Linked DNA regions of Mus musculus: region 1 is linked to region 2. A link is a loop called in an ENCODE intact Hi-C map of the cell type or tissue named here. Cell type or tissue: left cerebral cortex. All regions are shown on one strand. Each heading gives the region's core, and the rest is flanking DNA. Links, peaks and the distances in the headings are about the cores only. Region 1 has its middle 23 kb from the start of Gm29007. Region 2 overlaps Agmo (alkylglycerol monooxygenase).

The links. Peaks named below come from ENCODE experiments on the same cell type or tissue, not always from the same donor. Only the 100,000 strongest peaks of a DNase experiment are listed, where the experiment ranks them.
Region 1: it touches region 2 in a loop (2.1-fold over the local background); 2 of 42 quality-filtered maps call a loop at or near these places.

Annotation. Positions count from the first base shown.
Region 1 is chr12:37,081,262-37,085,673 of GRCm38, reverse strand. No RefSeq gene overlaps it. Among named protein-coding and RNA genes, the nearest start is that of Gm29007, 23 kb to the left of the region's middle. In left cerebral cortex, for the core only: no CTCF peak of the experiment used is centred there; a DNase peak (open chromatin) is centred at 2,327.
Region 2 is chr12:37,580,811-37,585,222 of GRCm38, reverse strand. Agmo (alkylglycerol monooxygenase) reads right to left here. Exons shown (of 13, transcript NM_178767.5): 13 at 3,291-3,779. The coding sequence ends at 3,699. Among named protein-coding and RNA genes, the nearest start is that of Gm34408, 110 kb to the right of the region's middle. In left cerebral cortex, for the core only: a CTCF peak has its summit at 2,224 (motif pointing right); a DNase peak (open chromatin) is centred at 2,176.

The DNA.
Region 1 (4,412 bases), core at 231-4,230, 500 kb after region 2:
CCATTATAAAAGGAGAGTCAAGGAGGAAGTTAAAAAATAAAATTCTATGATGATATAAAAGGAAATAATACAAAGGGAAGTTTTATTCATCTGAAGGAGAAAGAGAATGTGGGGGAGGGATAAATAAGGAGGTTTGAAAAAGCCACATGGAAATCAACTATTTTATAATTTATATATAATAATGTATATACATCACATAGACAGAGGATAGATATATAGGTAGATAGATGATAGATCAATAGATAGATAGATAGATAGATAGATAGATAGATAGATAGATAGATACACAGATACACAGATGCATAGATGTAAGATTATATATTATACTATATGTTATAATATAATATATAATTTCAAATAATAATATATATAATTTCAAAGAGTTTAATTGGGGTTACCATACACCTGTGATAATACTTTTCCCAAAAGGTGTAGATTATCAAATAAAAAGTCCTTTTCCAGGTATAGAAGACCTCCCCTTGAATTTGTCAGAAGTTTTGCAAAGATCCCAAATCAATACAGCCTGATATCATTGTTCATGGTTGACCACAAAACAGCTTACTTTGTTTATAAGACAAACAAAAAAATCAAGTTCATACTGACAAAAAGGCTTCCCCACTGCTGGCTAGCATCCATAGGTCCAGAGAACACTGTGCAGGTTGCTGTGAAAGACAATCAGTAATCTATCCAACTGTGAATCCCGTGAGGTCCAGTGCTGACCTGCACTGCAAGACCGACTCATGCATACAATAATGACATGAATACTAAGGGATGGCCATTGTAAATAAAGGATGTAGAGGAAAAATGGATTGATGTGGAAGAGTTGGTGGGGGTGACTAGGAGGAACTAAGAAGTAAATATAATCAGAATGCAGTGTTCCAAAACTGTTCTCATTATATTACAAATCTTGTGGGAATAGTCTGCATGGAGAGAGTGATTAGACTACTATCCCTTTCCTCCTGAGACTGTTTCTACACATATTCACGCTGTATATCTGATTGAACCTACAAATGCATTTGTTCTCCTCTAGTAATCTTTGTGTTCCCGAAGATAAGATTTTCTGCTTGGGTTGGCCAAGTGCCTAAGAGTAACTGATGCTAACTCGGCGCTCAAAAATTAATTGATGAAAAGAAATGGGTGAGTCCCAACCTATATTTTAATAAAACAGTTGTTTGTTCAAGTGTTGTATGTACTGCTATGTCCAAAAGCAAAAAAAAAAAAAAAAAAAAGTAATGCTGGGTCTTAGCAGAATCAGTGTTCCGTCTGGTGCTCAGAAATTAGCCATTAATATCAAAAGTCTACTCTATAATCACTAATGCTAGATTCAGTGCTACCAGTCATTTTAAAGTAATAATTGATTACTTTAGGAAATTAGATGCAGATTATTTTAATGGATACTGTTTTACATGTTGATGTTTATAAGTATGTAAAATATAACGGTAAAATAGTTCCCTCCTGTTTTCCTCTGTTCAAATAGTTAATATTTTCCCACTTTTACCTGGAGTACCAACAAAATCCAACCAGTTACACATTGGATTTAATACTCAAGGAAGGGCAGGTGTTCACTAAGGAAAGAAAATTAAAAGCAGCCTAAGTGCTGAAACTCCCTTTGAACCACAAGTTTAAGTTTTAATGGTTTTACAGCCTTCTCAAGCTGTCAATGGAAAAACGCGGCTTGACATTGAACATATACCAAGTCAGTAGCATAACTATTTTATAATGTCTGATTGGCCATAGAAAAAATAGTTTAAAATTCAATCCATGTGATGGAGACACCACTTAGAAAAAGACCATTCATACTGAACTGCTACAAGAAAATCAACTGCAATAGTTCACAGTTCTTCCAGCAGCACAGGGACTTTTAAAGACTTAAAGTGGAATAGTTCCTAGAATATTGCATGTTGAGGATTATTAATATAAATTTTACTATCATAAAATTCACCATTAGGAGAAGAAAAAACATAACATTATTTTTCAAACCTTTATGAGTTGTATTTTTTTTAATGTGTTAAAGGAAGATTTTTCAGATTTATTTATAGGAACTCTTTGGGAATATCCATTCATAATTCAACTAGCTCATTTATTCATTAATTTAACATCAATGTGTTATATTGTGTCTCCTGGTGAATAGAAGTTGCCCATTCATCTATCCAACAGGCATTTATCGTAGCAACAGATTTTGAATTTTCTTTAAAAGCACAGGACTAGAGATACATATGGTTATAGAACTTCACGTTACTGAAAATAGAATTGGTGTGCCTTTCCACATACAGCTATCACATCAATGCATCTCTCAACCCGCATCTGAGAATTTTCAGTGGAAAGGGATTAACTCAGAGTTCCACAACTAGCAAAAATGCAGAGAATCAGAGACTTCAGAATTTACACGCTAAAGGAAATATATAAGCTGCACCCCAATGTCCAAGCTAAGGGACCATCGCAGAAGAGATTCTGAAAAAACATTAATGGCTAGAGTTGGTAGATGACAGCGAAAAACCACTATCCCCTGGACAAAGCAGGGCCAGTTGAAAGTAGGAATTTACAGTGGTTGCAATAGCATGGACAAGAGTGTGCAAGCCTAAGCCAAACCAGATCTCAGCATGGAGACACAATTGTTAGGTAATGGAGAGAAAGACTCTTAGGTCCTAACCCCTGGTAAGGTAACTGTGTTCTCAGGAAAGATTGCATATACATCTGTGAGAGGTAAGTATAAATTGGTCTTCAAGGGTTAGGGGAGGCCCTTGGTCCTGTGAAGGTTTGATGCTCCAGCATAGGGGAATGCTAGGGTGAGAGGCTGGAGGGGACTGAGTGGGTGGGGTTGCACCCTCATATAAGCAGGGGGGAGGGGATGGGATAGGAGGGCTGTGGAAGAGAAACCAGGAAGGGGGATAACATCTGAAATGTAAATAAATAAAATAACCAATAAAAAAATTTAAAAAAATAAAGTGAGAGAGTTGAAAAAAAAAACATGAAATTGGATGGGTAGAGAAGTGGGCTGGATCTAAAAGTTGTTGGAGCAGGGAAATAAAACCTAAACATTTTATACCTCCACAAAAGTCTCAAAACTAATAACTGAAAAGATAAAATATCCTCACTTCAAGTACACACCTGGGATCTGTAATTCTGAATCTCCCTAGAAGTATTAATTTATCACATTTCTTGTACTAAAGTCAGCACAGAATTTAGAAAGAGAGATACAGATAAAATTATGGGAATACAAGAGGTTATTTAAAAACATTAAAATTTAACTTTGTCCCATAAAACCATTTTCAAGTTAGTATGTTTGATTGTTGTTTGCATATGTGTGCATACACACATATACATGGTATTTTGTGCTGACATGTGTTACAATTTTTGTGCCAATTTGTTACAATTTTCTTGGAAGTATGTATACTTAAAAAAAAATCCTAAGGTTGGGCCTCCTTGCTGGGGCTGACATAGACCAATATTCCATGGCTCCCTTGCTCTCTCTCTTGTTCACTCCATTCCACTTCACTACAGCTGCTCTGACTTCCACTTTTCTATTTTTCTTACTTATTTATTCTTCTCTGTGCATTTTTAACTCATTTAATATTTTCATAAAATATCTACAGTACCTGATGACAGAAAAAAAAACCAGCCTTTTCAATCAATCAACAAGCAATAAAGAGAGCGAGAGATAATTCTATATATATATTTATTCAATTGATATAGTAGGAATTAAATTTTCTTTCCCAGCTTGTGATTTAGAAAGTCTCTTCCTCATTGGAAATGGTAACACAGGGGATTTCCAGCCCATCTCCTTTTTTTTTTTTTTTTTTTTTTTTGATAACATTCTATCACCTTCATGCAAGTATCTGGTAATTATTAAAATACCCCTACCACACTCACACATGAGTATGAGTATGTGTACACACACAGACACATACCCACATATGAGCATGAGTACATAAGCACACACAGGCACACACAAAAACATGCACACATACACAGACACACATGAGCATGAGTATACATGCACACACAGGTACAGACAGACAAACATACACACACACACACACACACACACACACACACACACACACACGAGCATGAGTACACATCCACACATGGTCACACTCAGAGAGACAAACACACATACACATACACACACATATACAAATGCAAACTCAACTTACATTACATTACATTACTTTACATTACATTACATTACTTTGTTTGCTTTGTTTGTTTGTAGCTTTAGTCATAATTTTTGCTTCATCTACCTTGGGCTGAACTGCCTCATTTGAATGTTCATGTAATCTCTGTGCTTTTCCCATTTCTCATTATATCTCCATTCTGACCAAGAGCAGGTTAGTGCCAGAAAGAGGAAGGCAGGAAAGTTATCCTTTGCATTCTTTTCATGCAATGAAACACAGGATAAACAGTATTGT
Region 2 (4,412 bases), core at 241-4,240:
TGCTATGCTATTGAAAAGAAGAGAGGGCAGGATGAGATTTGGAAATATGTATTCTGACCATGAATACAATGTTGTCAGACTCTTTCCTCAGAGGCAAGCTTATATGAAGCCTTTGCTCCCAGAGAGATGCTGAGAATCCTAACATAAACAGTGCTTTACGATTATGGAAGCTAAGGTGCTCTGTGTTTTTTCGGCTTATATGTGTGTTTTTCAGAAAATAGGGAGTAGTGGAAAAAAAAGAGATGGAGTCTGGTTACTGCTGTTTTCATTAGTAGATTGCTTAACTTTAGACCAAACTATTTACTATATGTTAAGGAATCAGTATTTCTATTGTAGTTTCCTCACTGAGCAGTTAAATTATATGTTAAAATAGACGGAGATTTTGAAAACTGATGAATAGTAATAAAAGCTAGGAATCCCAGATATTAGGAGAGTTCATTAAGTTTACTGGCTAGTTGAGTTTCTGAATACAGTTACAGAATCACATACCCAAAATAGCATGGCCCTTTGAAAATTAGTTGAGGTTAAACAAATATGATCATAAGTTAACTAATGGCAGGGGAAACAAATGGAAAATTCTAGCAAAAAAAAAAAAAAAACAGACTAAGAACAGGGGTGAATTTATTTATTTATTTATTTATTTACTTATTTACTTATTTATTTATGTCTCTAACAAGCTAATGCATAATAGTACACTACCAATTGGCCTGGTTATATTTTTGTGTCAGGATAATACATGCCATGGTCACCTGGATCGAAGAGCCAAAGTTAAGAATTGTCTCTATCAGATTACCTGTAGTGTATGGGCTGTGAGATTTTCTTGACTGATAATTGATATAGGATGGCCCAGTCCACTGTGTTTAGTGCTACCAATTAGCACCCCATACTCTATTGCATAACAAAGCAGGCTGGATGAGCCATGAAGAGCAAGCCGGTAAACACTGTTGTGCCAGATTTTTGCTTCAGCTCCAACCTTGCCTCCCCTCAGTGATGGACTGTTCCCTGAAGTGTAAGATGAAGTAAATCCTTTTCTCCCCAAGTTGCTTTAGGTAATGCTTTTTGTCACAGAAAAAGAAAGCTAATTAGGACATCAATCGTACAAGGTTTAAAAGCCCAGGACACATAAACCTTCTCAACTATTACACAGAATTCTCCTTTAATCTTTTTGAAGTGGGAACATCAAATTGGAGAGTGATGACATACTCTGCTCCTGAACTCCTGAGCCTGTAATTGTTGAGTTTTTCTCTGAATATCTTGTAACAGGACATGAAGAAGTGTCATAGTCTTTGCTGTTAGAATTCAGAGAATTAACAAAAAAAAAAAAAAAAAGGAGAAGAAGAGGAGACACCTAGTGTGTTCCATGGCGGTATTGGGTAACTGATTTAACCTTCTTCAGATTTCTGCAAAATGGTTTCATAGTACTTGCTTCTGCAATCATTTAGAGGTTCCAGTAACTACTGCTAATGGAGTTCTGCCCTACAAACACATGGCTATTGTAGTTCTTTAGGTACATAAGCAGGACTGAGTGACTTCGTAATTATTGCAAAAGCAGAGTACATCTCTCCATCAAAAATGAGTAATGGACAAGCCCTATTTCTGGTGTTATTCTCTTGAGGGAGAGAAATAAGGACAATTAAAGTCCTTCCAGTCAAGAGCCAGCATAAATTACATGGAATCATTCAAGATCAATTTATGATATTACTAAGAGTTTCATGACCTGTCACCATGCATTAGTGTTTGCCAGAGAAAGTAGGCCTGGAAAATTAGCAAGGGTGAAGGTGAATAAAAGTCCTATCTAATGCAGAGAAGCTCTGGGCACATCACCTATCTGGGAACCATATCCATATTCAAAGGCTTGGAAATTTATAACTTGAAAGTAGCTGTATTTCTAAAAATAAAATGAGCCAAATTATAATGAAAAAACATGAGTTATACATTTGAGTTTCTTCAAAGGATGCTGTTGCACATGAATTATTTTCATCGCTATAGTCATTTTAAACTACCTCTCCCCCCTCTCTCTCTCAGTATGAGCGTGGGTTTGTGTGTGTCTGTCTGTCTCTTTCTCCATCGTAAAACTATTTCGACATGCTAATTAAAAATTAAAGAATCTATAAAAATACTCTTTTCTTCCCGTAATTTAATGATGCGACCTATAGCATAGAGATTCTTTACAATGTATACTATGCAGCTCAAGAACTTTGATGGTACATGAATAATTTTATACCAGCAGAGGGCTCCCTGCCTTAAGGTAGCTTTATACCTGTGAAGGCCAGCCATGCCCGTTAAGTGAGGCACTGCAACCGGCATTAATATTTACACCGGACTTCAGAAACAGCGTGACTCCTGTGTTTAATTAAGAAGTATAAAAACATGAATGGAGCAAAGCCAAACCCACTTCTGATGCTTGAGATATAATTAATATTTTCATCATGCAAAGGTAATCTTCCTCTGCTGTTCCAGCTTGAAAAGTAAACACACTTTAACCCGGTCTCATGGGTGCACGAGCACCTGCAGCCTTATTCTCGGACAGCTTCCTAGGTTTCTTCCTTGCAGTCTTAAGTGAAATACGTATAATGAAGCAACCATTTAGTCTCCTTAATTCAGTGATGCCTATAAATTGAGAGTAATGAAAGTCATTAATTTAGATTAGCACTTTTAACTTGGACTGCAAAAATTGTCGCTTGAAATTGTCCAATAAATATTGCCAGAAAAGAACAATTCTTATTTTTTTAAAGACTTTTTCAATCCTTTTCTGAGCTCAGTTCTTAGCTCTGTCAGTTCTCTCCAAAAGAAACATATAGAAGACTTCAATCTGGCATCAATAGGAGTGGAGGCTCTTGGTCTTTTGAAGGCTCAAAGCCCCAACATAGGGGAATGCCAGGTCAGTGAGGCAGGATTGGTTGGGGCGGGGGAGCACCCTCATAGAAGCAGGGAGAGGGGAGATGGGATAGTGGGTTTGAGGAGGGGAAACCTGGGAAGGGGGATATAACATCTGAATAGTAAATAAATAAAATAACCAATAATTTTAAAACACTTTTAATATCTTATTAAACAGTGTAAGCATACCAGCTTTGTCAGTTCTTTGAGATAATTTTTATCAGTATTTGAAACAGCATGAATTGTGATGTCCTCCTTATGTAATTGCAACATGCTAACCCAACATTGTAGAAATATGTACTGCAGATGAACCTGTTGAACAGATTGATTCTTTCCATTCTAATATTTTTTCACATAGTTGGTGTGTGTTTATGTAACGCCCCACTATAGATGACTGATTTGCAGAGGCAAATGCAGGTTCACACACACAACAATATATTTTAAATACAACAGAGATGTATCTATGTATATACTTTTAAAAAATGTTAAAGGATCAGCTATCAAACCAAGAAGACAAACATAATTTTCACTCTTTAAACAAATTTATGCCCCTGTTTCCTTTCCTTATTCATTGCCACAGAGAGAAATGAATATAGCCTCAATGGATATGGATAGGTTTTAGTGAGAGCAAAATAAAAATAATAATTCATAGTAATTTCAACAGAAAAACAAATGTGAACAGCATAGGTAAAGAAATGTTTTCATTTTTCATTAACTAAGTTGCTCTTGTAGGTACCATGTAAGATACCACTCTTTCTCTGTGATGATGTACTATGGTGATGCAGGACGGAGAACTGACAGGACCGGTGGATCTGTATGCATTAAGGCTTTTTCCAAGAGCCAGAGGTGAGTTGTGTTATGCTTCTTACGCCCCAGAAAGCAATGCAAACCGAAAAGAAAATCTAAAGAAAGAAAACAACAAAAGTGAATCAAAACTTTTGTTCCAGTGAGTTACATTATTTCCTGGAAAAAAACAAACACAAATAATTTTGCACAGTCAAATTACTTAACACTTAGCAAGCTGTTCAAGGATGGAATTTAGTCAACTTAACAACAAGGCATGCTATATGAAGCTAAAAATATGAGTAAGAAGGTATTTTTGCTCTTTTTTCTCTTACATTTACAAATATAGATTATTTAAAGATACAGGGTTATATAAACTAGACACTGAACATAATAAAACAGTTTTTTTTTTCTGCATTTGTGAGTAGTGAATCCTGAGTGTTCTACGTTAGATGATGTAATTGCTTCAATAGTTTAAGGAGGCTTAGGAATATGAGAAATGAAAACACTGTTGAAGAATCATTTTCCTCTGAGGCAATATAATCTAGCCAAGTATGCATTTCATTCAACAGGAATGAAATCCACAAAACTCTGGCTAATTTGCCTTTCCCTTTTGATATCACTATGTATTAAAATGTAACTACAAAAGTTTTCTTAAAATTGAAGATATAACTTAATCATAAAAAATCAGCCTGGGGAGTCTATTGAGTTTAATTTCTTGCTTTTGGGTAACACCAGAAACACTAAACGAA